Regions from separate parts of the Homo sapiens genome. Here region 2 is linked to region 1. A link is a loop called in an ENCODE intact Hi-C map of the cell type or tissue named here. Cell type or tissue: heart left ventricle. All regions are shown on one strand. Links, peaks and the distances in the headings refer to the core of each region. The heading gives the core; the rest is flanking DNA. Region 1 has its middle 14 kb from the start of NCOA3. Region 2 overlaps NCOA3 (nuclear receptor coactivator 3).

Evidence for each region. Peaks named below come from ENCODE experiments on the same cell type or tissue, not always from the same donor. Only the 100,000 strongest peaks of a DNase experiment are listed, where the experiment ranks them.
Region 2: a loop joins it to region 1, with 2.9 times the contacts of the local background. A loop is called at or near these places in 2 of 110 quality-filtered maps.

What each region holds. Positions count from the first base shown.
Region 1 is chr20:47,479,939-47,495,295 of GRCh38, forward strand. It overlaps the pseudogene RNU6-497P and the pseudogene RNU6-563P. Among named protein-coding and RNA genes, the nearest start is that of NCOA3, 14 kb to the right of the region's middle. RefSeq lists enhancers at 1-271, 272-824, 6,617-6,686, 7,287-7,616, 7,647-7,696 and silencers at 7,907-7,956, 7,977-8,036. In heart left ventricle, for the core only: no CTCF peak of the experiment used is centred there; a DNase peak (open chromatin) is centred at 9,662; H3K27ac peaks cover 593 bases.
Region 2 is chr20:47,566,973-47,582,329 of GRCh38, forward strand. The region is part of intron 1 of NCOA3 (nuclear receptor coactivator 3); the gene reads left to right. Among named protein-coding and RNA genes, the nearest start is that of NCOA3, 73 kb to the left of the region's middle. In heart left ventricle, for the core only: a CTCF peak has its summit at 9,812; no DNase peak of the experiment used is centred there; H3K4me3 peaks cover 402 bases; H3K27ac peaks cover 1,972 bases.

The DNA of each region.
Region 1 (15,357 bases), core at 8,555-11,054:
CCATTACTGTTAAGTGGTGGTTAATTATCTTTGTATTCTACATTCTTTTTTTTTTTTTTTTTGAGACGAGTCTCACTCTGTTGTCCAGGCTGGAGTGCAGTGGTGCGATCTCGGCTCACTGCAACCTCTGGCTCCTGGGTTCAAGTAATGCTCCTGCCTCAGCCTCCCAAGTAGCTGGGACTACAGACGTGTGCCACCATGCCCAGCTAATGTTTTGTATTTTTAGTAGAGACGGGGTTTCACCATGTTAGCCAGGATGGTCTTGATCTCCTGACCTTGTGATCCACCCGCCTCCCAAAATGCTGGGATTACAGCCGTGACCCGCAGTGCCAGCGAGAATTCGTATTTCTAACCTAACCTAATCTAATCTAATCAAGTGATTCTGGCCCACAGATAACACTTAGAGAATCACTGGGAGCTGGGTGTTGTGATTTGTGTCTGTAATCCCAGCACTTTGGGAGGCCAAGGCAGGAGGATCCCTTGAGGCCAGAAGTTGGAGACCAGCCTGGACAACACAGCAAGACCTCATCTCTACTAAAAATTTAAAAAGTAGCCAGGCATGGTAGCATGCACCTGTAGTCTTAACTACTTGAGAGGCTGAGGCAGGACGATGGCTTGAGCCCAGGAATTTGGCTGCAGTGAGCTATAATCACACCACTGCGCTTCAGCCTGGGCAACAACAGAGGGAGACCCTGTATGTTAAAAGAAAACAAAACAAAAAAATCATTGGCTTAAACTGACATTTATATAATGTCAAACTGATTAGGCTGGGTGCAGTGGCTCACACCTTGAGCTTTGGAAGGCTGAAGCTGGCAGATTGCTTGAGCTCAGGAGTTCAGGACCAGCCTGGGCAACATGGTGAAACCCCATCATAAAAAGAAAGAAAGAAAGAAAGAAAGAAATACAAATTCTCAGCTCTTCTTCCTTCCTTTCCTTCCTTCCCTCCTTTCTTCCTTCCTTCCTCCTTCTTTCCTTTCTTCCTCCTTCCTTTCTTCCTTCCCTCCTTCCTTCTTTCTCTCTTTCCTTCCTTCCCTCCCTCCCCTCCTCTCTCTCTCTTTCTCTTTCTTCCTTCCTTCCTTCCTTCCTTCCTTCCTTCCTTCCTTTCTTTCTTTCTTTTTCTTTCTTTCTTTCTTTCCTTCTTTGCCTTCCTTCCTTCCTTCTTTCCTTCCTTCCTTCCTTCCTTTCTTCTTTTCCTTTCTTTCCTTTATTTCCTTTATTTTTCTATTGACAGGATCTTGCGCTGTCACTCAGGCTGGAGTGCAGTGGTGCAATCTCACTGCAGGTTGCTCACTGCAACCTTCTCCCCCAGGCTCAAGCAATCCTCCCACCTCAGCCTCCCGAGTAGCTGGGACTACAGGTGTGCACCACCATGCTGGCTATTTTTTGGTATTTTTAGTAGAGATGGAGTCTCATTATGTTGCCCAGGCTGGTCTTGAATTTCTGAGCTCAAGCGATCCGCCTGCCTTGTCCTCCAAAAGTGCTAGGATTACAGGTATGAGCCACCATGCCTGGCCAAAACCCCGTCTCTACAAAAAATACAAAAGTAGCCAGGTTTGGTGGTGTGCGCCAGTAGTCCCGGCTACTTAGGAGGCTGAGGTGGGAGGATAGATTGAGCCAGAGAGATCGAGGCTGCAGTGAGCCATTATCCCACCACTGTACTCCAGCCTGGGTGACACAGTGAGACGAGACTGTCTCAAAAAACAAAAACAAACAAACTGATTATATTGAAGTATCATAAAGCAAGTTATAGACATGAAGTCACCCACAAAACCTAAAAATGTCCACTTCCCAGGGGTTCAATTCTCTACTTTCTCTTGCTGTCCACATCTAATCTGTTTTGAAGTTTTTCTTGTCTAGCTTCAACATATACCCTGAACCCCCATCCTTTCTCCTACATCGTCTTAGCCCAAGCTCATATCCCCTCTCGCCTAGAATACCGCAGCCACTTCTCATCTGGTATCCTCTCCCAGTCTTGACCCAACTCCCCACACAGTCACAGGGGTTATCGTTGGAAAATGCAAGTCAGATCATATCACTCTGTTAAAAACACATCCAGTGGCTACTGCAATTAGAATAAACGGCAAACTTCTTTTATGACTGACAAGAACCTGCATGCCCAGACCCTGCCTGTCTGTCTGGCATTCTCGTTGCTTCTTGAGCCTTGTTTATCACGCTCAGGTTTACTGGCGTCTTCCTCTTTCTGCACATATCAAACTCTTGGTACTTGTAATTGTCTGGATTGTACCCCACTCCCAGCCTGAATTCTGTGCTTGACAAAAGGCTACCTTTTCTATCTACTTACCTAAAGAAAGTGAAGAAATGTCTAAGATGTGCTGGTAGGTGAAAAAGTAAGGTGGGAAGTACGTATTGCATACATGTTACCTTTTTATTTATTTATTTATTTGAGATGGAGTCTTACTCTGTTGCCCAGGCTGGAGAGCAGTGGCGTGATCTCAGCTCACCGCAACCTCTGCCTCCTGGGTTCTAGCGATTCTCCTGCCTCAGCTTCCCAAGTAGCTGGGATTACAGGCATGCACTATCATGCCTGGCTAATTTTTCTATTTTTATTTTTCATTTTTATTTCTATTTTTTTGAAACAGAGTCTCTCTCTGTCGCCCAGGCTGGAGTGCAGTGGTGCAATCTTGGCTCACTGCAACCTCTGCCTCCCGGGTTCAAGCGATTCTCATGCCTCAGCCTCCCAAGTAGCTGGGATTACAGGCACGTGCCACCACACCAGCTAATTTTTGTATTTTTAGTAGAGATGGGGTCTCGCCATATTGGCCAGACTGGTCTTGAACTCCTGACTTCAGGTAATCCACCTGCCTCAGCATCCCAAATTGCTGGGTTTACAGGCGTGAGCCACTGCACCTGGCCTAAAAATTTTGTAGAGACAAGGTCTTGCTATGTTGTCCAGGCCAGTCTCAAACTTCTAGCTTCCAATGACTCCCACCTCAGCCTCCCAAATACTGGGATTACAAGCATAAGCCACTGCACCTGGCCTCTATGTTACCATTCAGGAGATATATAGCCCTTTGCTTGTACATGATTCAACTACTTCTGAAAGCATACACAAGAAACAGTTAACTCTTGTTGTCTCTAGGGAAAGATGCTGGGTGTCTAGGGAAGAGTGGAAGAAAGATTTTTACCAGAAATCTTTTGTACCTTTTGGATTTTGAACCACATTATACCTGGTCAAAGTAAATTAACAAATAAATACCATCAAGACTAACTAGTTAAATAAGTAGTTCTGTGGTTATTCTGTGCCTGTCACAAGCTGTTTTTTTTTTTTTTTTTTTTGTAGCACTGATTACAATCTGTAATTATCTTGCTTTTGTGTATGTGTTAACTGATGTTTTGTCCCCGTCCCCGCTGGATTACAAAGTCCTGAGAAGAGAGACTGTTGCTGTTTGTGTCTCACCATTACATGCCTAAGAATTAGCACAGTGCCTGGTAAACGGCAGGATGTCAACAAATATTTCTCTGGGATTTTTTGGTTTTTGTTTTTTCTGAGACAGAGTCTCGCTCTGTCGCTCAACCTGGAGTGCAGTGGCGCAATCTCGGCTCACTGCAACCTCCGTCCCCTGGTTCAAGTGATTCTCCTGCCTCAGCCTCCCCAGTAGCTGGGATTATAGGCACCCGCCACCAAGTCTGGCTAATTTTTGTATACATACATATATATATATATATATATATATATATATATATATATATATGTATTTTTTTTTTTTAAGATAGGATCTTGTTCTGTCTCCCAGGCTGGAGTGCAGTGGTGCTATCATGGCTCACTGCAGCCTGGAACTCCTGGGCTGAAGTGCTCCTCCGGCCTCAGCCTCCCAAGTAGCCAGGACTACAGGCATGTGCCACCATACCCAGCTAATTTTTTTTTTTGAGACCGAGTCTGTTGCTCTGTCTCTCAGGCTGGAGTGCAGTGGCGCGATCTCAGCTCACTGCAACCTCTACCTCTTGGGTTCAAGCGATTCTCGTGCCTCAGCCTCAAGAGTAACTGGGACTACAGGCACGCACCACCATGACCAGCTAATTTTTGTACTTTTAGTAGAGATGGGGTTTCACCATGTTGGCCAGGCTGGTCTCGAACTCCTGACCTCAGGTGATCTGCCTGCCGCAGCCTCCCAAAGTGCTGGGATTACAGGCATGAGCCACTGCACCCGGCCTCCCAGCTAATTTTTGCATTTTTTGTAGAAATGCGGTTTCACCATGTTGCCCAGGCTGGTCTCGAACTTCTGGGCTCAAATGATCCTTCTGCCTTGGCCTCCCAAATTGCTGGGATTATAGGGATGAGCCACTGTGCCTGGACTGTTTTTTTTGTTTTGTTTTTTTTTTTAATATGAAACACTTCATGAATTTGCATGTCATCCTTGCACAGGGGCCATGCTAATCTTTGTGTTATTCCAATTTTAGTATATGTACTGCAGCAGGGAGCATAAATATTTGTTGAATGAATGAATCTTGTCCAGCAGGGACGAAGTGGAAAGGAAGGTGCAATACAATCACTTGTGGATTCAGGATCTGCATACCTGACCGGCAGACCTGCTTGCTGGCTTGGAACCTCCTGAAGTTCATGACTGTCTAATGAATTCTGAATCAGCCATCCTCTGCAATTTCCTTGCTATGTCGGAGTCAGCGAGATTCTATTACCTGCTCTGGGCCTTAGGTTTCATGCCTGCAAAATGGGCCGAGTGAAATAGATCTGTGTTTGCCTAACTGGAGTTGTTCCTGTTCTATCTTTATGATTTTTGCCATATCGTCTATATTATTTAGCATTTTTATATCTGTACCATCTATATTATTTACTTAACATTTTTCTTGCATCGGTTCACTTATTTTTAGCTATATAAATATTATTTCAAAAGGAAACCTTATGTCAATACATAAGCAGAAAACCTATACCTCTTGCCATAAATGGGAGCTAGAAGTAAAAATAAAGACAGTGAAACAACACAATGTGATTACATGCTGGCTAGAGACTGTTGCCTGTACAGGCTTTAGGGTCCAGATCTGCTTGTCCTTTGTCATAAAGGAGATTGGGCTGGGGGTGGTGGCTCATGCCTGTAATCCCAGCACTTTGGGAGGCTGAGGTGGGAGAATATTTTGAGGTCAGGAGTTTGAGATGAGCCTGGGCAACATAGGGAGACCCTTGTCTCTACAAAAAAAAAAAAAAAATTAGCAGGGCATAATGGCACCTGCCTGGGGTCTCAGCTACTTGGGAGGCTGAGGTGGGAAGATCACTTGAACCTAGGAGGTCGAGGCTGCAGTGAGCCACGATTGTGCCACTGCACTCCAGCCTGGGCAAGAGAGTAAGACCCTGACTCAAAAAAATCAAAAACAGAAAAGGAGATTGTACCACACTGAGACTTCCTACTAGAGGTAGAATTAGAAGAGGATTGAAAAAGGGGTGACTGAGGCCGGGCGTGGTGGCTCAAGCCTGTAATCCCAGCACTTTGGGAGGCTGAGATGGGTGGATCACCTGAGGTCAGGAGTTCGAGACCAGCCTGGCCAACATGGTGAAACCCCATCTCTACTAAAAATACAAAAAAATTAGCCAGGGGTGGTGGTGGTGCCTGTAATCCCAGCTACTCGGGAGGCTGAGGCAGGAGTGTCGCTTGAACCCAGGAGGCAGAGGTTGCAGTGAGCCAAGATTGCACCATTGCACTCCAGCCTGGGCAATGGGAGCCAAACTCCATCTCGAAAAAAAAAGAAAGAAGAAAGAAAGAAAGAGAGAGAGAGAGAGAGAGAAAGACAGAAAGAAAAAGAAAGAAAGAAAGAAGAGAAAAGAAAGAAAGGAAAAGGGGTGACTGGCTGGGTGTGGTAGCTCACGGCTCTAATCCCAGCACTTTGGGAGGCTGGGATGGGAGGATCACTTGAGGCCAGGAGTTTGAGACCAGCCTGGGCAACATCGTGAGACCCCCCCATCTCTACTTAAAAAAAAAATGAAAGAGAGATTCCTTTCCACAGTGCTTTTTAATGGTGCCCGAATATTTTACCAAAAATAATCTCATCTACACTAGGGGAAACATTGAGTTTAAATTGCTCATTTCACAAACGTAGAAACTGAGGCCCAGTATGGGGGTTGAAATTTTCCAGGGTAGTCATTTGGGAATTTGTCAAGTCTGGACTGTAAGCTTTCATAATAGGAACTGCATTGGCATGTGCTTGGGACAGGTCTGGTATACAGTGTCATTCAATAAATGAGTCCTGAGCCAGGCATGGTGACACATGCCTATAGTCCCAGCTACTCAAGAGGCTGAGGCTGGAGGGTCCCTTGAACCCAAGAATTTGAGGTTGCAGTGAACTATGATTGCACCACTGCACTCCAGACTAGGCTACAGAGTAAGACCATGTCTCTAGAAAAAAAAAAGTAATAATAAATAAGAAAAAAAGAGAAAGAAATTAGTTTTTTTTTTTTAGAGACGGAGTCTCACTCTGTTGCCCAGGCTGGAGTGCAGTGGTGTGATCTCGGCTCACTGTAACCTCTGCTTCCCGGGTTCAAGCAATTCTCCTGCCTCAGCCTCCTGAGTAGCTGGGACTACAGGCGCATGCTGCCACGCCTGGCTAATTTTTTGTATTTTAGTAGAGACGGGGTTTCACCGTTGTTGCCCAGGCTGGTCTCGAACTCCTGAGCTCAGGCAATCCACCTGCCTCGGCCTCCCAAAGTGCTAGGATTACAGGCGTGAGCCACCGTGCCCGGCCAGAAATTAGTTTTTATTTTATTTATGTATTTATTCATTTATTTTGAGATGGAGTCTCGCTCTGTCCCTTGGCTGGAGTGCCGTGGCGCGATCTCGGCTCACTGCAAGCTCCGCTTCTGGGGTTCACGCCATTCTCCTGCCTCAGCCTCCCGAGTAGCTGGAACTACAGGTGCCTGCTACCATGCCCAGCTAATTTTTTTGTATTTTTAGTGGAGACGGGGGTTTCACCGTGTTAACCAGGATGGTCTTGATCTCCTGACCTCGTGATCTGCCCACCTCGGCCTCCCAAAGTGCTGGGATTACAGGCCTGAGCCAGGTTCTTTATCAAACCTGCTTGTTTTTTGTTTTTTTTTGTTTTTTATGATATTATTCTGTTTGCATATTTTGGTACCTTCTTTTGTGTCTTTAATAATTATTAGCTCATCTTTCGATGGTTTTTGTGCAAACATGCTATTATCTGAAAGTACGCCTTTGCTTGCTGGGTTGACTCCTAGCTCCAGGAGGATGATTTCTATATTGTAATTTTGGATTACATGAGCCCCAAGGCCTGATTTCCTGCCCTTGTATTTGCATTGCATTAGGAGGTCTTTGCTTTCTGAGACCCGTGACACCTCCTCCTCTGGCATAGTATCTATCAGTTCACACTACCGGTTGGGTTTCAGTTCCATTTTTGTTTTTTGACATGGGGGATTTCCCTTTCTTTCCTGTGAACCCTGTGATTCATTTAAAAGAGTACTTGTTATCTTTTACTCAGAATTTCCAGATGTTTTTGCGGGTGGGGTTGAGTGTTTCAGGCTATCTAATCTGCTGTATTGCTGGAAACTGACCACCTTTGCGCTTTTTTTAGTTTCTTTTCTCTACCCCCTAGCTCTGAATATTCAGTTTCTGTTCTTTCATTTCCCACCCTACTCCCTCCTGTCTCATATATCTTTTATACCTTCAGCTTCAAATCCTTTTCTTAACAAGTTGATTTACTCTGGAGTTTCTAATTTAAATGCATCCCAGGTGGCAATCTCACAGGTCAACCTGGTTCCTGTTGGGCCAGATATTCTGGGTCCAGCTATCTCATAAATCACTTGCCCTGCCCATGCATTGGCTGCCCCTGGGGCTGATGCCCATGTCTGACACAATCAGCTGTGGTGTGAGCAGAAGTTGCCAGTCACATGGTACCAAAGAAGGTGACTTCTGCTCTGTCTTTAGAAGGGTCTGTGGGTAAGTGGGGCAGACATCATGACTGACATGTACAGTAACATCCTTAACAGGTTTGCAATGTAGTTGATTGATAATAGCCAGAAGGTTTAAAATATTTTTTTTTTTGAGATGGAGTTTTGCTCTTTTTGCCCAGGCTGGTGTGCAATGGCGCGATCTCGGCTCACTGCAACCTCTGCCTCCCAGGTTCAAGTGATTCTCCTGCCTCAGCCTCCCGAGTAGCTGGGATTACAGGCATGCACCACCACCCTGGCTAATTTTGTATTTTTAGTAGAGACGGGTTTTCTCCATGTTGGTCAGGCTGGTCTTGAACTCCTGACCTCAGGTGATCCGCCCACCTCGGCCTCACAAAGTGCTGGGATTACAGGCGTAAGCCACCACGCCTGGCAAATTTTTATTTTTTTTAAAGCTAGAATCTTAACTTGCCTTATACATTCACCTCTGGCATAGATACTGTTTGCATGCCCCAACATGGCTACTCCTTCCATGTTCCTACTCTGTAAGTACTAAATCATTGATAGAGGGTTTGTCCTCTCAAATAAGCTTACTGTCATCACTTTAAAACACTATTTCTTTTCTTTACTTTTTTTTTTTTTTTTTTGAGACGGAGTTTCACTGTTCTTGTTGCCCAGGCTGGAGTGCAATGGCACGGTCTTGGCTCACTGCAACCTCTGCCTCCTGGGTTCAAGCAATTCTCCTGCCTCAGCCTCCTAAGCAGCTGGAATTACAGGCACCCGCCACCACGCCTGGCTAATTTTTATATTTTTAGTAGATACGGGGTTCCACCATGTTGGCCAGGCTGGTCTCGAACTCTTGACCTCAGGTGATCCGCCCGCCTCGGCCTCCCTAAGTTCTGGGATTACAGGTGTGAGCCACCGCACCTGGTCCCCGAATTCATTTTTTAAAAAAGGAAGTGTTTTATTCCAGGGCTGGAGTCAGCCAACCTTTAAATGCCCCCGAAACTCTATATGATGGGATACCATGTAGCCAGTGAAACATTATGAAGCTGCTTAACATTCAACAGTTAAAAAAGATCTCCCAGATACTTTACTTTTAAAAGAAGTTGTGGATACATTGTAGGTGTATATATCAATGGGGTATACAGGATGTCTTGTTACAGGCATGCAATGTGAAATAAGCACATCATGGAGAATGGGGTCCAGATACTTTAAGTTAAAAAAAAAAAAAGAGATAAAGCAGTGTGTATAATAGGCCTTATTTTGTGTTACAAAAATGTATATATATATAGACCAGATGCGGTGGCTCACGCCTGTAATCCCAACACTTTGGGAGGCCAAGGCAGGCGGATCACTTGAGGTTAGGAGTTCAAGACCAGCCTGGCCAACATGGTGAAACCCCGGCTCTACTGAAAATTAAAAAAATTAGCTGGGCGTGGTGGTGCACGCCTGTAATCCCAGCTACTTGGGAGGTTGAGTCAGGAGAATTGCTTGAACCCGGGAGGTGGAGGTTACAGTGAGCAGAGATCACGCCACTGCACTCCAGCCTGCGTGACAGAGGGAGACTCCATCTCAGAAAAAAAAAAAAAAGAATATATATAAATACGTGTGTGTGTGTGTGTGTGTTTATTTGTAAATGCATCTCTTAAATAATACCTAAGAAATTGGCAATGGTGGCTCCTCTGGAAGAGGAAGTGGGTGGCTGAGGGACTTACATCGCATTTCCTTTGTAGAAGTTAAAAATAAATGAAGAGGCTGGGCGCAGTGGCTGACGCCTGTAATCAAAGTGCAAGCAGCAGTTTGGGAGGCCAAGGCGGAAGGATCACTTGAGGCCAAGAGTTCAAGACCAGCCTGAGCAACATAGTGAGACCTTGTCTCTACAAAAAAATTTTAAAAATTAGCTGGGTGTGGTGGTATGCGCCTGTAGTCTCAGCTACTCAGGAGCCTGAGAAGCAGTGGAATAGTTTGAGCTGCGGTGAGCTATGACTGTACCACTGTACTCCAGCGTGGGTGACAGAGCGAGACCTTGTCTCTAATAAAATAAAAAATAAGGGCAGGGTGCGGTGGCTCACGCCTGTAATCCCAGTACTTTGGGAGGCCGAGGCGGGTGGATCACCTGAGGTCAGGAGTTCAAGACCAGCCTGGGCAACATGGTGAAACCCCGTCTCTACTAAAAATACAAAAATTAGCTGGGTGTGGTGGCATGTGCCTGTAATCCCAGTTACTCGGGAGGCTGAGGCAGGAGAATCGCTTGAGCCCAGGAGGTGGAGGTTGTAGTGAGCCAAGATTGCACCATTGTACTCCAGCCTGGGTGACAGAGCGAGACTCTGTCTCAAAAAAAAAAAAAATAAAATAAAATAAAAGGAAGGAGGAAAAAAGAAAGGAAAGAGGAAGAGAGGAGGAAAGGAAAGAAAATATTGTCTGGGTACAGTGGCTCATGCTTGTAATCCCAGCATTTTGGGAGGCTGAGGCAGGCAGATCACCTGAGGTCAGGAGTTCCATACCAGCCTGGCAAACATGGTGAAACAAAAATTAGCCATGTATGCTGGCACACGCCTTTAATCCCAGCTACTCGGGAGGCTGAGGCATGAGAATCACTTAACCTGGGAGATGGAGGTTACGGTGAGCTGAGATCTCGTAACACTGCACTCCAACCTAGGTGACAGAGCAAGACTCTGTCTCAAAAAAAAAAAAAGAAAAAGAAAAAGAAAATGGGCCCGGAGTGGTGGTTCACTCCTGTAATCCCAGCACTTTGGGAGGCTGAGGCGGGTGGATCACCTGAGATCGGGAGTTCGAGCCCAGCCTGACCAACATGGAGAAACCCTGTCTCTACTAAAAATACAAAATTAGCCAGGCGTGGTGGTGGACGCCTGTAATCCCAGTTACTCGGGAGGCTGAGGCGGGAGAATCGCTTGAACCCGGGAGGCAGAGGTTGTGGTGAGCCGAGATCATGTCATTGCACTCCAGCCTGGACAACAAGAGCAAAACTCCGTCTCAAAAAAAAAAAAAAAAAAAAGAGAAAATGTAAGAATAGCTCCTAAGCCAAGCTGGGAAAATATTTGCTGAAGAATGGCAACACCTCACATTTATCTGTCTCTAGAAAAAGGCAAGGGTTAAGTCAGTTCCTCAAAAAGGCCACCTCAGAAGCCATGGCCTTTCCACTGGCAGTACTTCTCTCTTGACTTTACCCTTAAGAGGAATTGGGATCTCAGATCTATATACCAAGCCTGGCCCATATGTTTGAGGTCATGAAAAAGAATGTGGGGGCCAAAAATTCATCCTCCTAGCTCAGTGTCTTCAAGCCTTTGGCTGAATCGCAGAACAGCAACAAACATATTTCACATTGTGATTCAGTATTGACACTTGTATTTCTTTCTCTTTTTTTGAGATGGAGTTTCACTCTTGTTGCCCAGGCTGGAGTGCAATGGTGCGATCTCAGCTCACTGCAACATCTGCCTCCTGGGTTTAAGCAATTTTCCTGCCTTAGCCTCCAGAGTGGCTGGGATTACAGGTGCACGCCGCCATGCCCGGCTAATTTTTGTAGGTTTTTTTTTTTTTTTTAAGATGGCCGGCTAATTTTTGTATTTTTTTAGTAAAGATGGGGTTTCATCATATTGGTCAGGCTGGTCTCGAACTCCTGGCCTCAGGTGATCCGCCCACCTTGGCCTCCCAAAGTGCTGGGATTACAGGCGTGAGCCACCACGTCTGGCCTATATATATACATATTTGTAACACAAAAAAAGGCCTATTATACATACTGCTTTACCTTTTTTTTTTAACTTAAAAGTGTCTGAACCCCATTCTCTGTGATGTGCTTATTTCACATTGCAAAACTGTAACAAAACATCCTATGTACTCCATTGATATATACACCTACAATGTATCCACAACTTTTTTTAAAAGTGAAGTATCTGGGAGATCTTTTTTAACTGCTGAGTGTTAAACAGCTTCATAATGTTTCATTGACTACATGATATTCCAACATATATAGTTTGGCTGACTCTTGGTATCCCATCATATAAAGGTTGGCTGACTCCAGCCCTGGAGTAAAACACTTCCTTTTTTAAAAAATGAATTTGGGGACCAGGTGTGGTGGCTCATGCCTGTGATCTCAGCACCTAGGGAGGCTGAGGCGGGCAGATCACCTGAGATCAGGAGTTCAAGACCAGCCTAGATAACATGGTGGAACCCCGTCTCTACTAAAAATACAAAAATTAGCCGGACATGGTGGTGGGTGCCTGTAATTCCAGCTGCTTAGGAGGCTGAGGCAGGAGAATTGCTTGAACCTGGGAGACAGAGGTTGCAGTGAGCCAAGACCATGCCATGGCACGCCACCCTGCGCGACAAGAGCAAAACTGTCAAAAAAAAAAAAAAAAAGAAAATGAGTTTTAAAGTGATGGCAGTAAGCTTATTTGAGAGGATAAACCCTCTTCCAGTGATTTAGTACTTACAGAGTAGGAACATGGAAGGAGTAGAGATGTTGGGGCATGCAAACAGTTCTATGCCAGGGGTGAATGTATAAGGTAAGTTAAGATTCTAGCTTTAAAAACATAAAAGTTAAAACCCTGTGGCTATTATCAATCAATTACATGGCAAACCTGTTAAGGATGTTACTGTACAAGATTTTGCATGGACATATGTTTTCAATTCACTTGGGTATATACTTAGGGGTATAATTGATGGGTCATATGGCAATTCTTTGTTTAACACTTTGGAGAACTGCCCACCAATTTTGCGAAATGGAGTACCATTTTACAGTCCCACCAACAGTGTACAAATGGTTCAATTTCTCTACATTGTGGTTAACACTTAAAAAACAAAACAAAACAAAACAAAAAACTGGGGTCAGGCACGGTGGCTCACGCCTGTAATCCCAGCACTTTGGGAGGCTGAGGCAGGCGGATAACCTGAGGTCAGGATTTCAAGACCAGCCTGGCCAACACGGCGAAATCCCATCTCCATTAAAAATACAAAAAATTAGCTGGGCCTGGTGGTGGGCACCTGTAATCCCAGCTACTTGGGAGGCTGAGGCAGGAGAATGGCTCGAACCCGGGAGGCAGAGGTTGCAGTGAGCCGAGATTGTGCCATTGCACTCCAGCCTGGGCAACAAGAGCGAAACTCTGTCTCAAAAACAAACAAACAAACAAACAAAAACCAAAAAAAACCCCAAAACTGGAATGCTTCACAGAATTTGCATGTCATCCTTGTGCAGGGACCACACTAATCTTCTCTGTATTGTTTCAGTTTTAGTGTATGTGCTGCCAACATGAGCATAGTCCTTATTTTTATTTTAGCCCTCTTACAGTGGGTACTTTTAAAGCATTTGATAGCAAATGATTTTTTCTTCCAAGGCAAATATGTTTAATATGTAAGTCTAGAAAGGAAAAGCAAAACAAAAATGAGCTGGGCTTCAAATTCTTCCAGCTGTGGAGTCATTTGCAGGTTGTGGAGCAGGACAAGTCTGTTGCAGCCAGGCCAGGTGCCAATTCCAACAGGCGCATGTGTCATCTCTGGCACAAAAATCACAGGTCACCAAACCCTGATTTGAGTTTAAAGGAAGAGGCATGAATAAGGCAACTCTGGGTTGTAAAGCTCAGGCTGCTCTTTATCTCCAAAAATTTGTCTTAAATATGATTCTTCTCAGGGGTGTTTTTCCCCTCTTTTAAGCAAAACAAGAAGTCAAGTACTTGTTTACCCTAAATTGCATTTTTTGATCTCTCTCTTCTGCTCTCTCTTTCCCCCTCAGTTGTGTGTCCTTCCCAGGGAGAAAAGTGGTTCAGAGTACAGCCTGGGGGTGGAGCTTGGGGCTGTGCCAGCTCATTTTCAGATTAGGTATTTCGTAACAGAGTTTTAGGCATGTGCAGGGTTTAGGCTTCTACCCAAGGAATCTATTTTCACTTGCAGGGAAATTTCACACTGTAATTACTATCATGAAGCAAAATATGGTGTGGGGTGAGGGAGGAGAACATTGTTACTAACCCTTGGATATTAACCCCTACGAAGCAAGTTTGGAACTGCCATACATTATCATTATTAACATTTGAGTGCTCTGTGCTTGACACTGTGTTTAGAGCTTTCACTATGCTGTTCTATTTAATCCTGATAATACCCTATGACATAAGCATTATTGTTGTTGCTATTATTATCATTATCAGTGTTCTCACTTTAGGAAATGGAGGCACAGAAAGTTCAAATAACCAGCCACTATCACACAGCTTTGTAAGTAGCAGAACCAGCTTAGCAGGTTAGGCAGTGAGTGTCAAAGCCCACATTTTCTTTTTTCTCTTTTTGGACTCCAGGGTGGAGTGTAATCACCTTGACTTCCCTGGCTCTAGTGAGCCTCCTGCCTCAGCCTCCCAGTAGCTGGGACTAAAGGTGCATGCCATCATACTTGGCTAATTTATGTATGTTTGTATGTATTTGTTTATTTTTGAGACCGTGAGCCCCACGATCTTGGCTCACTGCAGCCTTAACCTCCTTGGCTCAGGTGATCCTCCCACCTCAGCTTCTTGAGTAGCTGGGAGGCTACAGGCGCATGCCACCACACTTGGCTAATTTTTTTTTTTTTTTGGTATAGGCAGGGTTTTGCCATGTTGCCCAGGCTGGTCTCAAACTCCTGAGATCAAGTCATCTGCCCACCTGGCCCTCCCAAAGTGCTGGGATTACAGGCAGAGCCACTGCGCCTGGCCATAATTTTTCTAATTTTGTAGAGACAGGGGTCTCACCTTGTTGCCCAGGCTGGTCTTGAACTCCTGGAAAGTCCACACTCTTAACCATTAGGGTATCTGGCTATATCTCACACAATGAAAGAGGGAAGAATGTGGGAGATAGCAGTAGGGACAGAAACTGAGGCACGAAAATGACTTGAGCCCAAAAGGTCCAGGCTGCAGTGAGCCGTGAGCATGCCACTGCACTACAGCCTGGGTAGCAGAGTGAAACCCTGTCTCAAAAAAAAAAAAAAAAAAAAAAAATCAGTCGGGCACGGTGTCTCACTTTTGTAATCCCGGCACTTTCAGAGGCTGAGGCGGGCGGATTTTAAGACCAGCCTGGCCAACATGGTGAAACCCCATTTCTACTAAAAACAAAATTTGCCTGGCGTGGTGGTGCACGCCTGTAATCCCAACTACTCAGGAGGCTGAGGCAAGAGAATCGCTTGAACCCAGGAGGCAGAGGTTGCAGTGAGCCGAGATTGTGCCATTACACTCCAGCCTGGGTGACAGAGTGAGATTCCATCTCAAAAAATAAAAACAAAGGCCGGGCAAGGTGGCTCATGTCTGTAATCCCAGCACTTTGGGAGGCCGAGGCGGGTGGATCACAAGGTCAGGAGTTCAAGACCAGCATGGCCAACATAGTGAAACCCTGTCTCTACTAAAAATACAAAAAATTAGCTGGGCCTGGTGGCAGGTGCCTGTAATCCCAACTACTCGGGAGGCTGAGGCAGGAGAATCGCTTAAATCTGGGGGGCAGAGGTTGCAGTGAGCAGA
Region 2 (15,357 bases), core at 8,353-10,852, 87 kb after region 1:
AAAAGTACTATTAGTACTAACAGTTTACATGGTATAGTACTATGTATGTATGTATGTATGTATGTATGTATGTATGTATGTATGTATGTATTTTGAGACGGAGTCTTGCTCTGTCACCAGGCTGGAGTGCAGTGATGTGATCTTAGCTCACTGCAACCTCTGCCTCCTGGGTTCAAGCGATTCTCCTGCCTCAGCCTCCCGAGTAGCTGGGACTACAGGTGTGCACCACCACACCCAGCTAATTTTTGTATTTTTAGTAGAGATGGAGTTTCGCCATGTTGGTCAGGATGGTCTTGATCTCTTGACCTTGTGATCCCCCCGCCTCGGCCTCCCAAAGTGCTAGGATTACAGGTGTGAGCCACTGCACTCGGTTGTACTTTGTTTTGTTTGATGTAACATAAAATATTTGAGTACTTTTCTTTCTTTCTTTTTTTTTTTTAAAGAGCTAGGATGTTATACTATTGGCCCAGGCTAGAGTGCAGTGCAGTGGTGCAATCACAGCTCACTCAACCTCGAACTCCTGGGCTCAAGTGATCCTCTCACCTCAACCTCCCAAGTAGTTGGGAGTAAAGGTTCATGTCATCACACCTGGCTAATTCTTTTCTTTCTTTTTTGAGACTGAGTTTCATTGTTGTTGCCCAGACTGGAGTGCAGTGGCATGATCTTGGCTCACTGCAACCTCTGCCTCCTGGGTTCAAGTGATTCTCTTGCCTCAGCCTCACAAGTAGCTGGGATTACAGGTACATGCTACCGTGCCCGGCCAATATTTTGTATTTTTAGTAGAGACGGGGTTTCACCATGTTGGCCAGGCTGGTCTCCAACTCCTGACCTCAGGTGATCCACCCACCTTGGCCTCCCAAAGTGCTGGGATTACAGGTGTGAGCCACCGTGCCAGGCCAATTATTTTACTTTCTTTTTGTAGAGATGGGGTCTTTCTGTGTTGCCCAGGCTGGTCTTGAACTCCTGTCCTCAAGTGTTCCTCCAGCCTCACAAAGGATTGGGATTACAGTCATGAGCCACCATACCTGGTGGCTTTTAAGTCTTTTGTTAAAAACAACTCTGGCAGAGCAAGAAGACATACAGGCCACTATTTTGTTTGCTTTTGTTTTATAGTCAGTATTTCCTTTCAAGTTCTATTTTTGGCACAGAAGCTGCATTGGTCCTGGAAGAAGACCAGGCAACAAGCTGCTGTGGCTCCAGTTGAGTTTACTTTCCTTGACAAGTGAGGAATGCATTGGGTACTTGAATAAAACCAGGGAGGAATGATGGCACTTCCGTTGTGCCAGACCGTGGCAAGAAGCTAGGCAGCTACTGTAAGTCTGTACTTTTTTTCTGTTATCTTTGGAATAGTTCACATGGTAGAAGAAAAAAAAATACAGGCATACCTCAGACCATTGTGATAAAATGAATATTGTGATAAAATGAGTCACTAATTTTTTGGTTTCCCAGTAGATAAAAAGTTATGTTTACACTCCATTCTGTTAAGTGTGCAGTAGCATTATGTCTAAAGAAACAATGTATATACCTTAATTAAAAAAATACTTTATTGTGGCCTGGTGGGTAGCTCCATCCCAGCACTTGGGGAAGCTAAGGCAGGTGGATCCCTTTAGCTCCATGAGACCAGCGTGGGCAACATGGCAAGATTCCATCTCTACCAAAACGATGTAAGAATTAACCAGGCGTGGTGGTGGTGTGTGCCGGTAATCCCAGCCATTTGGGAGGCTGAGGTGGGAGGATCACTTGAACCTGGGAGGCAGAAGCTGCAGTGAGCCAATATTGTGCCACCACACTCCAGCTTCGGTGACAGAGCCAGACTCTGTCTCAAAAAAAAAAAAATTATTGCTAAAAAATGCTGATTGATCATCTTAACATTTAGTAAGCTGTAAATCTTGCTGGGTGAAGGTCTTGCCTCAGTATTGATGGATGCTGACTGATCAGGGTGGTGGTTAATGAAGGCTGGGGTGGCTGGGACAAATTAAAACAGTTTTTTTTTTTTTTGAGGCAGAGTTTTGCTCTGTTGCCCAGGCTGGAGTGCAGGGTGTGATCACAGCTAACTATAACCTCTGCCTTCCGGGTTCAAGCAGTTCTTCTGCCACAGCCTCTCATGCTGAGGCAGGAGGATCACTTGAGCCCAGGAGTTCAAGACCAGGATCACTTGAGCCCACGAGTTTGAGACCAAGCTGGGCAACATAGCAAGACCCCATCTCTATAAAATATTACAAAAATTAGCTGGGCATGGTGGCATGCGCCTGTAGTCCCAGCTACTCGGGAGGCTGAGGTGGGAGGACTGCTTGGGCCTGGGAGGCAGATGTTGCAGTGAGCCAAGATTGTGCCTCTGCACTCCAGCCTGGGCAACAGAGCCAGACCCTATCTCCCCACCCCATACCGTCCCCCAATAAAAAATAAATAATTTTGTTTTTTTAAAGGCTGGATGCGGTGGCTCATGCCTGTAATCCCAGCACTTGGGGAGGCTGAGGTGGGTGAATCACCTGAGGTCAGGAATTTGAGACCAGCCTGGCTAACATGGTGAAACCCTGCCTGTCTCTATTAAAAATACAAAAATGAGCCAGACATGGTGGAGGCGCCTGTAATCCCAGCTACTTGGGAGGCTGAGGCACAAGAATTGCTTGAACTCGGGAGGCGGAGGTTGTAGCGAGCTGAGATTGTGCCACTGCACTCCAGCCTGGGTGACGGAGAGACCCTGTCTCAACAACAGCAACAACAAAAGTCAATCCTCTCAAAACCCTGCTGCTCATGGCTGGGCGCAGTGGCTCACGCCTGTAATCTCAGCACTTTGGGAGGCCGAGGAGGGCGGATCACAAGGTCAGGAGATCAAGACCATCCTGGCTAACACGGTGAAACCCCGTCTCTACTAAAAATACAAAAAATTAGCTGGACGTGGCGGCGGGTGCCTGTAGTCCCAGCTACTCGGGAGGCTGAGGCAGGAGAATGGCACGAACCCGGGAGGCAGAGGTTGCAGTGAGCTGAGATCACGCCACTGCGCTCCAGCCTGGTTGACAGAGTGAGACTCCGTCTCAAAAAAAACAACAAAAAAAAAACCCTGCGGCTCCTTTAAGAACTATGTTTATGTGATATTCTAAGTCTTTTTTTATGATTTCGACAATGTTCACAGAATCTTCACTGGGGTAGATGCCATCTCATGAAACCACTTTATTTGGTCATCTATAAGAAGCAACTCCTTAAGGCTGGGTGTGGTGGCTCACACCTGTAATCCCAGCAGGCGGATTGCTTGAGCCCAGGACTTTGAGACTAGCCTGGGCAACATGGTGAAACCCCATCTCTACAAAAAATACAAAAATTAGCCAGGTGTGGTGGCACATGCCTGTAGTCCCAGCTCCTCAGGAAGCTGAGGCAGGAGGATTGCTTGAGCGTGGGTGGTTGAGGCCTCAGTGAGCTGTGGTACGCCACTGCATTTCAGCCTAGGTAACAGAGTAAGACCCTGTCTCCAAAAAAGCAGGGAGCAACTCCTCAAACTCCTCATCTGTTGAAGTTTCATCGTGAGGTTACAGTAATTCAGTCACATCTTCAGATTCCATGTCTTTTCCTATTTCCACCACACTTCCAGTTACTTCCTCCACTGAAATCCTGAACCCTTCAAAGTCATCCATTAGAGTTGGAATCAACGTCTTTCAGACTCCTATTTGTGTTGATATTTTGACCTCCTCCCGTGAATCAGAAATGTTCTTAATGGCATCTAGAATGGTAAATCTTTACCAGAAAGATTCACTTTGCCCATATCCATCACAGAAATCATTATCTATGGCAGCTGTAACTTTATGAAATATGTCTTAAATAGTAATACTTGAAAGTTAAAATTGCTCCATAATCCATGGGATGCAGAACAGATGTTGTGTTAATGGGCGTGAAAACAACATTAATCTCTTTGTACCTTGCTATCAGAGCTCTTGGGTGACCACGTGCACCGTTAATGAGCAGTAATATATATACACACACACACACACACACACACACACACAAGTATATACATATATGTGTGTGTGTGTGTGTGTATATACATTTTTTTTTTCCCATACAGAGTCTTGCTCTGTCATCCAGGTTGGAGTGCGGTGGCATGATCTCAGCTCACTGCAACCTCTGCCTCCCAGGTTCAAGCAATTCTCCTACCTCAGTCTCCCAAGTAGCTGGGATTACAGGTGTGTGCCACCACGCCTGGCTAATTTTTGTATTTTTAGTAGAGACAGGGTTTCACCATGTTGGCTAGGCAGGTCTAGAACTCCTGACCTCAGGTGATCCACTCACTTCAGCCTCCCAAAGTACGGGGATTACAGGTATGAGCCACCGTGCCCGGCTAATTTTCTTTTCTTTCTTTTTTTTTTTTTTTGAGACAGATTCTCGCTCTGTTGCCCAGGCTGGAGTGCAGTTGCGTGATCTTGGCTCACTGCAACCTTCACCTCCTGTGTTCAAGCGATTCTTGTGCTTCAGCCTCCAGAGTAGCTGGGACTACTGGCACACACCACCACACCCGGCTAATTTTTGTGTTTTTATTAGAGATGAGGTTTCACTATGTTGCCCAGGCTGGTCTCGAACTCCTGGCCTCAAGCAATCCACCTGCCAGCAGTAATATTTTGAATTTTTTTTTGGTGAGCAGTAGGTCTCAACAGTGGACCTAAAATATTCAGTAAATCATGCTGTAAACAGATGTCATTCAGGCTTTATTGTTCCATTTATAATGCACAGGCAGAATAGATTCAGTGTAATTCTTTTTTTCTTTTTTTTTGAGACAGGGTCTGCCTCTGTCACCCAGGCTGCAGTCTGCAGGCTGCAGTGCTGTGGTGCAATCTCAGCTTAATGCAACCTCTGCCTCCAGGCTCAAGCAATCCCTTCCACCTCAGCCTCCTGAGTAGCTGGGACTACAGGCACATGCCACCATGCTCGACTAATTTTTTTGTTCTTTATGGAGACAGGGTTTCACCATGTTGCCCAGGCTGGTCTCTAATTCCTGGACTCAAGTGATCTGCCTGCCTTGGCCTCCCAAAGTGTTGGGATTGCAGGTGTGAGCCACTACACCTGGCCCTTTCATTTTTATGTTATGTAGATGGGTTCTTTCCTTAAACCTCATGAAGCAACCTCTTCTAACTTTTCTTCAGCTTCCTCAACTGTCTCAGCCCTCATAGAATTGAAGAGAGTTATGGTCTTGCTTTGGCTTATGGAATATTGTGGTTGGTTTGATCTTTCCAGTCCATGAAAACATTCTTCTTACCAGCAATAAGGCTGTTTCACTTTCTTGTTATTCCTGTGTTTATTGGAGTAGCACTTTTAATTTCCTTTTAATAACTTTCTCTGAGGCTGAGGTAGGGGGATCGCTTGAACAGCCAGCAGTTCAAGGCTGCAGTGAGATGTGATTGCACCACTGCACCCCAGTCTGGGCCATATGAACGAGACCCAGTATCTAGTAAAAGAAAAAAAAACAGTACTTGTCTCTTCGCATTCACAACTTGGCTGTTTGGTGCAAGAGTCCTAGCTTTCAGCCTCAGCTTTTTGACATGCCTTCCTCACTAAGCTTAATCATTTCTAGCCCCCCCCACCTGCCTTTTTTTTTTATGAGACAGTCTCACTCTGTTGCCCAGGCTGGAGTGCAGTGGAACAATCTCAGCTCACTGCGACTTCCACCTCCCGGGTTCAAGTGATTCTCCTGCCTTAGCCCACCAAGTAGCTGGGATTGTAGGTGTGCGCCACCAGACCCAGCAAATTTTTATATTTTTGGTAGAGATGGGGTTTCACCATGTTTGTCAGGCTGCTCTTGGGCTCCTGACTTCAAGTCATCTGCCCGGCTCAGCCTCCCAAAGTGCTGGAATTACAGGGGTGCGCCACCATGCCTGGCCCATTTCTAGCTTTTGACTTAAAGTGAGAGATGTGCATTTCTTCCTTTTACTTACTTGAACACTTAGAGACCACTATAGGGTTATTATTTGGACTTATTTCAATATTGCTGTGTCTCAGGGAATAAGGAGGCCTGAAGAGAAGGGAGAGAGATGGGGAATAGCTATTGGAGCAGTGAGAATATACACAGCATTTACTGATTAAGTTTACCATCTTATATGAGCACAGTGCATGGTGCCCCAAAACAATTAACAATAGTAACATTGAAGAACACTGATCGCAGGCTGGGCATGGTGGTTCACACCTGTAATCCTAGCACTTTAGGAGGCTGAGGTGGGTAGATCACCTGAGATCAGGAATTCAAGACCAGCCTGACCAACATGGTGAAACCCTGTCTCTACTACAAAAATTAGCCAGGTCTGCTGGCAGGCGCCTATAACCCCAGCTACTCAGTAGGCTGAGGCAGGAGAATTGCTTGAACCCGGGAGGCGGAGGTTGCAGTGAGCCGAGAGCTGAGATCCTGCCACTGCATTCCAGCCTGGGTGACAGGGCAAGACTATTGTCTCCAAAAAACAAACAAACAAACAAAAAAACACTGATTACACATCACCATAAGAGATAAAATAATAATGAAAAAGCTTCTTGAGATAATAGGAGCATCACCAAAATGTAAGGGAGGCATACAAAGTGAGCAAATGCTGTTGGAAAATTGGCACCAGTAGACTTACCTGAAGCAGGGCTGCCACAAACCTCAATTTGTAAAAAGCGCAATATCTGTAAAGCACAATAAAATGAGGTATGCCTGTAGGGCCAGGAAAAATTGAGGAAAAATTCATTCCTCTTCACTGCCCCACAGGTGTCTTGGGGAGAGGGAGTATGAAAAACTAATTTAATTTTACCCTTTGTCTTTCAGGTTTGTCCTATTTCAAAGGCACGTGATGGGATCTTTTTGAAGTGCCTTTCTTAGCCACACCTAGGGATTAGGTTCTCTGAATTCAGGGACTTCTCACAGTATGTTTTTACTTGGTTGCCTTCCTTTTCCTAAAATGATTTAAGAAGTCCTTTGCACATACAGAATGCTCCGTGGCCATTAAATAACAACCCTTTTCCTGCCAGTCATTGACCTCCAAAAATTCAAGGGGTCAGTTTGTTTGAACTTGAGATCTAACACCATTTGTTCAGTTTTTTTGTTGAAATTACTGAATCAAACTTCAGAAAAAGGGTGGGGAGCACAACAGAGTGACAAAATTATGCTATTAAGTTGTGTAGAAAATAGAAAACACTTTTGAACATATAGACAAGATAAAAAGGCCACGTTTTGCGTTCGTCATACAACCGCTAAAAATACAGCAGTGCCTTGCTGCTGCTCTGTCTCTGTGGAATATCATGGTTAAAGTATAACCCCCATTTGGTGCATAGGAAAAAGGCACACAAAATTAATTTAATTTTTCTAAGATTACATATATAAAATTACAAGGAACGTGTAGATTTCCTGACTATACCTGGTATTTTATCAATGAATTGAAATGTGTAAAGAACCTCAGAGTACAACAGAGTAATTACTATGGTTTCCTAGCATGCATTGTAACTACTTAATACATTATTAATTATTCAGGGAGGTGGTTTTTTCTAGTTGCTACTATGTATATTTTGATTTTTTTTTTTTTTAGCACAGAGGCATAGTAATATTTGTATTAATGTTGGTGAAATGAAAATTTAAAATTTTATGTAAAATGAAAATTTAAATTGAATTTCAGAACAAAACTTTATCAAATATTTTCCAAAATAGGCTTTTGTGTTTTAAGTTTCTACCTTAATTAACTTTTAGGCCACCCTTGGTTTTTGAAATTTGAATCTGATTCTGTTTTCTTCAAGGGCCTGTATCTTCCTTTGTATACGCTTTGCATAGCAAGTACAGGTCATGCTTAGCATTGTGTTGAATGTTGAGTTTATTTCAGTGTAAACTGAATGCTTTAGCGTAAACTCAGCATTCAACACAATGTCTGGCATTAAATGATTTGCATAGTATTATGTAAAATGTTCTTGTACATTGTAGCAGTGAGGATATCTGATATAATTTTGACATCAGCATTATATATGTAATTACATTTCTATTTTTAAGTATTAAGGAATGGAAATATTTTAATCTTAATATACTTAGGAACTCTGGGATCTTCCCCAACCTCCCCACTTCCCCCAATAGCTGCTGCTGGAGATGGAATCCTATCTGAGGGTTAATAATAATGCCATCACCCATTCCCTTCCCCCAGCCTTATGCTAGAGCCTAGTTTGCCTGCAGCTGCAGTGCTAGGCATCTTTCAGGAAGTGACCTTGGCTTGTATTAATCAAATTCAGAACACACAAAAAAGCTTCTTGCTAACATGCTGACTTGATGTAAAATTTTATCGCATCCATTTTGTTTCAAAATGAGGCCATTTTGTAAAAAGAAGATATACAGAAGACCCCTAATTTATTATATATCTATATATACGTATATGTAAAGCTTTTGCAAACCATGTTGAAAAAACAACTAGGTCTATTTTAAAGTAGACTTTTTATTGCCAAATATGCATAAACTTAAATCATGAAGGCTTGGGAATTGTTACTAGAAAATTACTTCTTTTAATGTCGAATTAAGAAAAAACTATCAGCATCGAGTTTATTTACTATCTTAACTGACATTATATTGCTATATAAACTTTAAACACTGAAGTTATTTTGGAACCCTTCAGCAGTTATATTAAGTCACACACTTCTGTATATTTGCTTACTTTCACGTTTTCAGAAATAACTGGTATCTTACTTTGCTGGTTTGGATAAGAGCTAATATCCTACATGAAATCGTTTTCTTAGGCAATGGTGGTGCCTACAGGGTATTCTAAACGTAAAGGTAAATTTAAGTCAATGAGTCTGTTAAAATTCAACTACCTATTGTGTCAAAGAGAGAAATATTGCTAACTACAAATTTACAGTGTGTTCATTTAGGATTTGACTAATCATTTTAATAGTAGAGCAGTTAATACAGCGATTTCACTTTTATCCTGTGGTGCTTCAAAGGCATCTAGTTTTTAAATGTAGTCCAGTTAAGGTGTATGTAGTAGAGGTTTTCATTTTAGACTTGCTCAATGTTAAATATAGAATGTTGAAAATATTATTTAATGGATTAGTTTATTGGTTTCTGCATTTGAAGAAATTTACATAAATTAGTTAGGGAGCAGTTGTACCTACTGCCAAATGGTTCACTCCTGAGTTTATTGTACAGTTACTCCCAGGTACTGAAATATAAGAAAAGAAAAATTTAAACCTTAGCTAAGAGCTCTGCCTGCATTTCTGTGGATCCACATTATGAAAAGGATAGAGGAACATTACCTGTGTATAGTAATGGTTTGAGGAGAGGGTAGGGAAACTATGCAAATAAAAAAATTGGGGTATAGGCAAATCCTTCAGTTAGATGTCTTTATTATCTGAGTTACTTTTAAAGCATTTACTGGATACACAACCAGTATTATCTTTTTACCATCCTATAAATTGTTCATAGAATTGCAACCTCATGGAGGAAAATCCATCTCCTTTACCTGCCTAAATTTATTCTTTGTCTTGATACTAGCATTAATAATTGGTTTGTTAGATACTACAGGCTAAAGAAACTCAGATTTCAAGAAGAAAGAAGATAATTACTCGATCATTTCTCCCCTCAAACACCTGTTTAAAATATATTGTCTTGAATAAAATTGTCACCTTGAACTTATTGTGTTCTTTGCCTTCTCCACTCCCCTGTCCTTAAAAAAAATAAAAAGAAGGGAAAGCCTTATAAGAAAAGGAAAATGTGCAATCCTGGTAGCCAATGAGTTAATGTTCATTTGCAGCCCGAGGGGTCAGCATGCAGCCTGTGTTTCCTGATTGGCTGCTAAAAGGTGAAATTGAAACCACTGTAAACTTTTGACCCTGTAGCAATTCTTGTGGAACGCCTTCCACTGGTGGAGCCCAGAGCTTTGCTCACTTCCCCACCCAACTCTCCCACCCTCTTTCCTGTATTTATTTTGTGTGATCCTGCAGCACTGCATGCAGTTTTTCCAAAGTGGCAGGGAGAGAGAGGCAGAACAAGCGCAAGCAAGCGGCTTGCTTGAATGCCTGTTTTGGTAACCATTGGATAAGAGCTAATATTCAACTCAGCCAAAGATATCAGGCCTTTTATACTAATCTGCCAACCAGATTTTTAAGTTTTCTCCTTAATCTAAAGCTAATTTAAAAAAATTTAGGCTAGTTTAGTTCCATTGTTCATCAGTGGATAGTATCGTTGTATAAGCAAAAATGTATGGCATAATTTCCTGGATGTCTTGAATTAAAAATAAGTTTTAAGTTTTAGCTACCTTTACCCCATTTATGTTTCCTGTATCCCTATGTAATTTTTACACAAATGGCCATTTCATAGAAGGTTTTTTGTCTTTTGCCTTTATTATGAAGAAACTCAAATGGCATTTTGGTTATGACAACTCTGGACATAATTGCAGAAATTGTACAATTAATGCCTCCCCCTTTGGCTGAGATAAATGGTTTTGGATTTGTCTTGCTTTCACATGTAAATAGTGTTGAACAGTTAACAACCCCATGAAAAAGGCAGGGTAGTTTTTCTCTATTCTTTCCTTATACTCTCATGGGACTCTGGTCTTTTTAATTCTTCCTTTTATCCATGGTGTCTAGCACAATGTGGCACATGGATGCTTAGCAGATGCTTACTGAATGAACATAGCTTTCATTTTAGGAACTTTAGGTCTGTTTATACCTGCTTCCCTTTTCCTAATTAATTGATGGCAGCAACTGTGATTTGCTTATTTCCAAGTGCCAGTGCAGTGCCTGATTCTAATAGATACACAGCAAGCATTTAATTGAAATCGAATTAAAATCTAACACAAGATCATTTCAAGAAGCAGGACTTTACAAAATCTAGGTTTTCAGAAGCCAAGGCGTCTGTTTTCACTGCGTTATTATGAATTTTCAGGCTGATTCCGTATAGAACTAAATGTTTAATTTATTAAATATGTAGAATACATTATAAGTCAGCTTGATTCTTTCTAGTATATATCACAAGATATGTGGTAATACCTGTCTTTATTTTACTAGACATGCATATGCTGTAATTTGAAATAATTCCTTGTCCCCCACTCCCTTATCAAGAAGATTATAGCATTTAAAAAAGATTGTTATAAATGTCTTACCAATGTTCTCCTGGGAAGCAAATACATTTTTACTTAATTGAACATACAATAATGGACTAAGTAATGGGAAAAAAAAATTCTTAAACTGAGTTAAGTTTATATAGCTCAAAAAAAGTGGTACCATTTTATATAACTTTATTATTATTATTTTTTAAGACAGAGTCTTGCTCTGTTGCCCAGGCTGGAGTGCAGTGGCGCGATCTCAGCTCACTGCAACCTCTGCCTACGGGGTTCAAGCGATTCTCCTGCCTCGGCCTCCCGAGTAGCTGGAACTACAGGCGCCCACCACCACACCCAGCTACTTTTTGTATTTTTAGTAGAGATGGGGTTTAGCCATGTTGGCCAGGCTGGTCTCGAACTCCTGACCTCAGGTGATCTGCCCACCTCGGCCTCCCAAAATGCTAGGATTACAGGCATGAGCCACTGCACCCAGCCCCATTTTATATAACTTGAAATGTTCATATGATTTTCAACTTGCATTTGGTCTTCTCCTTTCATTATAGCTACAGATTAGCTGTAGTTGATTGTTGCAAGTGAAACCTGTGGTTAGAGTTTTGATCAAAGATACTTATCACTTGATAAATAATCCCAACTGCAAAAGTGTTGGATTTTGACGTTAAATTTAACACTAATATTTTGCAGCCTTTAACCTGAAATTCATTTGGTGACCCAGTCTACTCTGTAGTACTTTGAAGATTATTGAGCAACAGCTAGCTTTTCCCAGTGACAGTGGCTCCCCTTTTCTGTGATTTTAGGGAAGTGAGGAAGGAGATCCTGGGAGCAGTGCCAGTGGGAGCTTGGAAAGAACAATGGGTTTAATATGATTAATTGTAGAATCCTTGCCCCTTTTCATGTTCAACAGTAAAAGAAAAACATGTTTATAATATTCAGTGGCTGCTTTTTGCCCTGTTGGTGTTTCCAAGCATTATATATTATATAGTTTGGATTTTCCTGTGTATCAACTCCTCTCCCCAATTTTATTCTTTGTTCTGGCTTTGAGGCATATCTTCTCAGACTAGCTATTAACAAGGCTTAATTTGATGTTTGATTTCCCCTCACGTCCTTTTAGGTCTCTGGTGATGAAGGCTTAAAATAAAAACCTAAAACTAAAACAGGGGCCATGTTGTCCAAGATGGACTCAGATTCCTGAGCTCAAGCAATCTTCCTGCCTCAGCCTCCTGAGTAGCTGGCGTTACAGGTGTGCGCTGCCATGCCTGGCCTGGTGATGCAGGTTTTGGTAATGTAGATGTCATCAGTAAACCATTAATTCTACTAGAAAATTTAATGTCCCTGTTACCTTCTCAGATGTCTAATGTTTCTGGAACTTCTCACATTTAGTTTTATGTCAGTATGATTTGGTTTTTGTATGTGTGATTGATGAAAATCTGAATTGTGAAAAGGGATAATCTTGTTTTTGATAAAGAAAAAAAATACTGTCCTAAGAAATCTGCTAGGATTGTTGCCTTTGCAGAATCTTTTTTCCAGACAAGTTTAACTCACCAGCAAATTTACTAACAGTTCTATACTTACAGGATCCTGGTATATAGTAGTACTCCTTTCCAGGTTCCTGGTAGGCAAGCCAATCATTGTTCTGTGACTATTTGCGAATCTCTCTGGTTTAATTATACACTTCCTTGGAGGGGAGAATTTTGTACCTGGCTTGTCTTTGTGTTACTGAACTGAACTGGGTCTATTTTTCTGTGTATGCAATGGAAAGCTGAACACTAAGCACCAAGTTTTTGTAGGAAGAAAAGTTTATTGCAAGGCTGCTGTGTAAGGAGACAGGAGTTGGGCTCAAATCTGCCTCTCTGAACTAGAGTTTGGGTGCAGGTTTTATATTTGGAGAGTAATGAGGTGTGATCTGAGTGGATCCTGCCATGGGATGATGTCAAGGCTTGATTTGGTTGCATCTTCTGTCCTGCCATGTGGTGTCTGCTCTTATTCATTCGCTGTTCCTCAGTTTGATCATTTAGATTCCACCCATGGTTGCATTCTTTGTTCATCTGGGCATGCTGACTTTACATGATCTTCCACCTGGGGGTCCAGCAGTTAACATTTGGGTCCAAGGGTGCAGATTGGCAGGGTCAGCATTCCTTTGAGAAGTACGAAGACCAGCACTATAACACTGGAGTATTAATCTAGGCCCTCTCACCACCTTCTACACGAGGCAGCAGTAATTGTTTCCTAGGTCCATTATGCTACTAGATACTTTCTGACTCAAATTCCTTTCCTGGCCGGGCACGGTGGCTCATGCCTGTAATCCCAGCACTTTGGGAGGCCGAGGTGGGCAGATTTCTTGAGGTCAAGAGTTCGATACCAGCCTGGCCAATGTAGTGAAACCCTGTCTCTACAAAAATTAGCTGGGCATGGTGGCATGCACCTGTAATCCCAGCTACTCGGGAGGCTGAGGCAGGAGAATCGCTTTAACCCGGGAGGCAGAGGTTGCAATGAGCCGAGATCATGCCCCACTGCACTCTAGCCTGTGCAACAGAGTGAAACTCCATCCCCCACCCCCATCCCCCCAAAAAATCCTTTCCTTATCCCACCTCTTTTGTTCCTTAGGTGCTAACCCCACCCCATGACCCTCCTTCGTCTTTCCTAATAAAGGAAAAAACATAAGAGAACCATTTTAGAAGTCAAACCTGATTTAAAACAGGGCCAGAAGATCTTAGAGGTTCTTTACAGAAGTTCTGCCTACCTTTTCTCCGTTCATCTTACACGAATTAAATTGGATAGCATAAAAATTCAAGTTAAAAAACATAACATTCGGTCCGGTATGGTGGCTCACACCTGTAATCCCAACACTTTGGGAGGCCGAGGCAGACAGATCACTTGAGCTCAGGAGTTCAAGGCCAGCCTGGGCAACATGGTGAAACCCTGTCTCTACAAAAAATATAAAAATTAGCTGGGTATGATGGTGTGTGCCTGTAGTCCCAGCTCCTTGGGTAGTTGATGTGGGAGTATTGTTTGAGCCTCGGAGGTCGAGGCTGAGGTGAGCCATGACCATACCACCACACTCCAGCCAGTCTGGGCACAGAGTGAGATCCTGTCTCAAAAAGAAAAAGAAAAAAGCTACAACTTTGGTGCACAAAATTATTAAAAATATTATATAAAATTACCTTCAGGCTGTGTGTATAAGTAACATAAATGAATTTTATGTTTGGACTTGGGTTTCTTCCCCTAGATATCTCAGTATGCATATGCAAATATTTAAGAAATCTGAAAAAAATTCGAGACACTTATGCTTCTAAGCATTTTGCATAAGGGATAGTCACCCGGCACTACCTAGAGTTTTCTTTTTCCTTTGTTGTGAGCCACATGTAATGTGCCTCCCATTCCCTGCTCACTGATTTTCTCCCCTCTAATTTTAGTTTCAGAAACACAACAGACCTTTCCATAATGCAGCTAGATTGTGGTTGGCTCTCCCTATATACTGTCTGCAGACTACACTACGTGGAATGTCCATGGCTATAATATGTTTGTTACTTGTAACTTGTGAATATATCATTTTTCCTTTCCCCCATACCAACAGATCTACCAATTCCAGCATGAAAGCTATTAACTTTAGGGCGTAATTATGGTTGTTATCTTGGTTCGATACCATTGGAATTAGTGGCAATCATATTGTTGCTTTATTGTTAAATTTGGAAATTCATAAGGTAAAGTGAATGTTCTTACTGGTTCACTTATTTATTGCAGCAGAACCTGCACGCCATTTCTTCAAGTGCAAAAGCCTGCTGTTTATATGTTCATGTGTTTTATTGTAGATTATTTTGAAGAACGGTCTCTCATTTCCTTGCTAATATTTTGTTTTGGTGGTCAAAATGCATCCTTTTATAGAAGGCAAGAAAACATCTGAGCCTTTCCTCTGGCCTTTGCTTGTTGGCTTTATCCATCCCTCCCTCATCTGATAATTTTTGGACTAGGGCATTTAAGCATTTGATTCTGCCAGGGTATTAATGTTGTCTTTATTCTCTGTTGAGCACTGATTTTGGACAAATGAATACCCCCACAAGTTCAGAGTACCCATCTGTTTTGATCACTTTTCAAGATTCAGAACTGGTCTCCACCACCTCCACTTTGCATTATCCATTTTTACAAACTGTGACAGAGTACATATTATATATGCTATGCCTGACTTTTATTTTAATTAATTAATTAATTAATTTACTTATTTTTGAGATGGAGTTTTGCTTTTGTTGCCCAGGCTAGAGCGCAATGGCATGGTCTTGGGTCACTGTAACCTCTGCTTCCCTAATTCAGGTGATTCTCCTGCCTC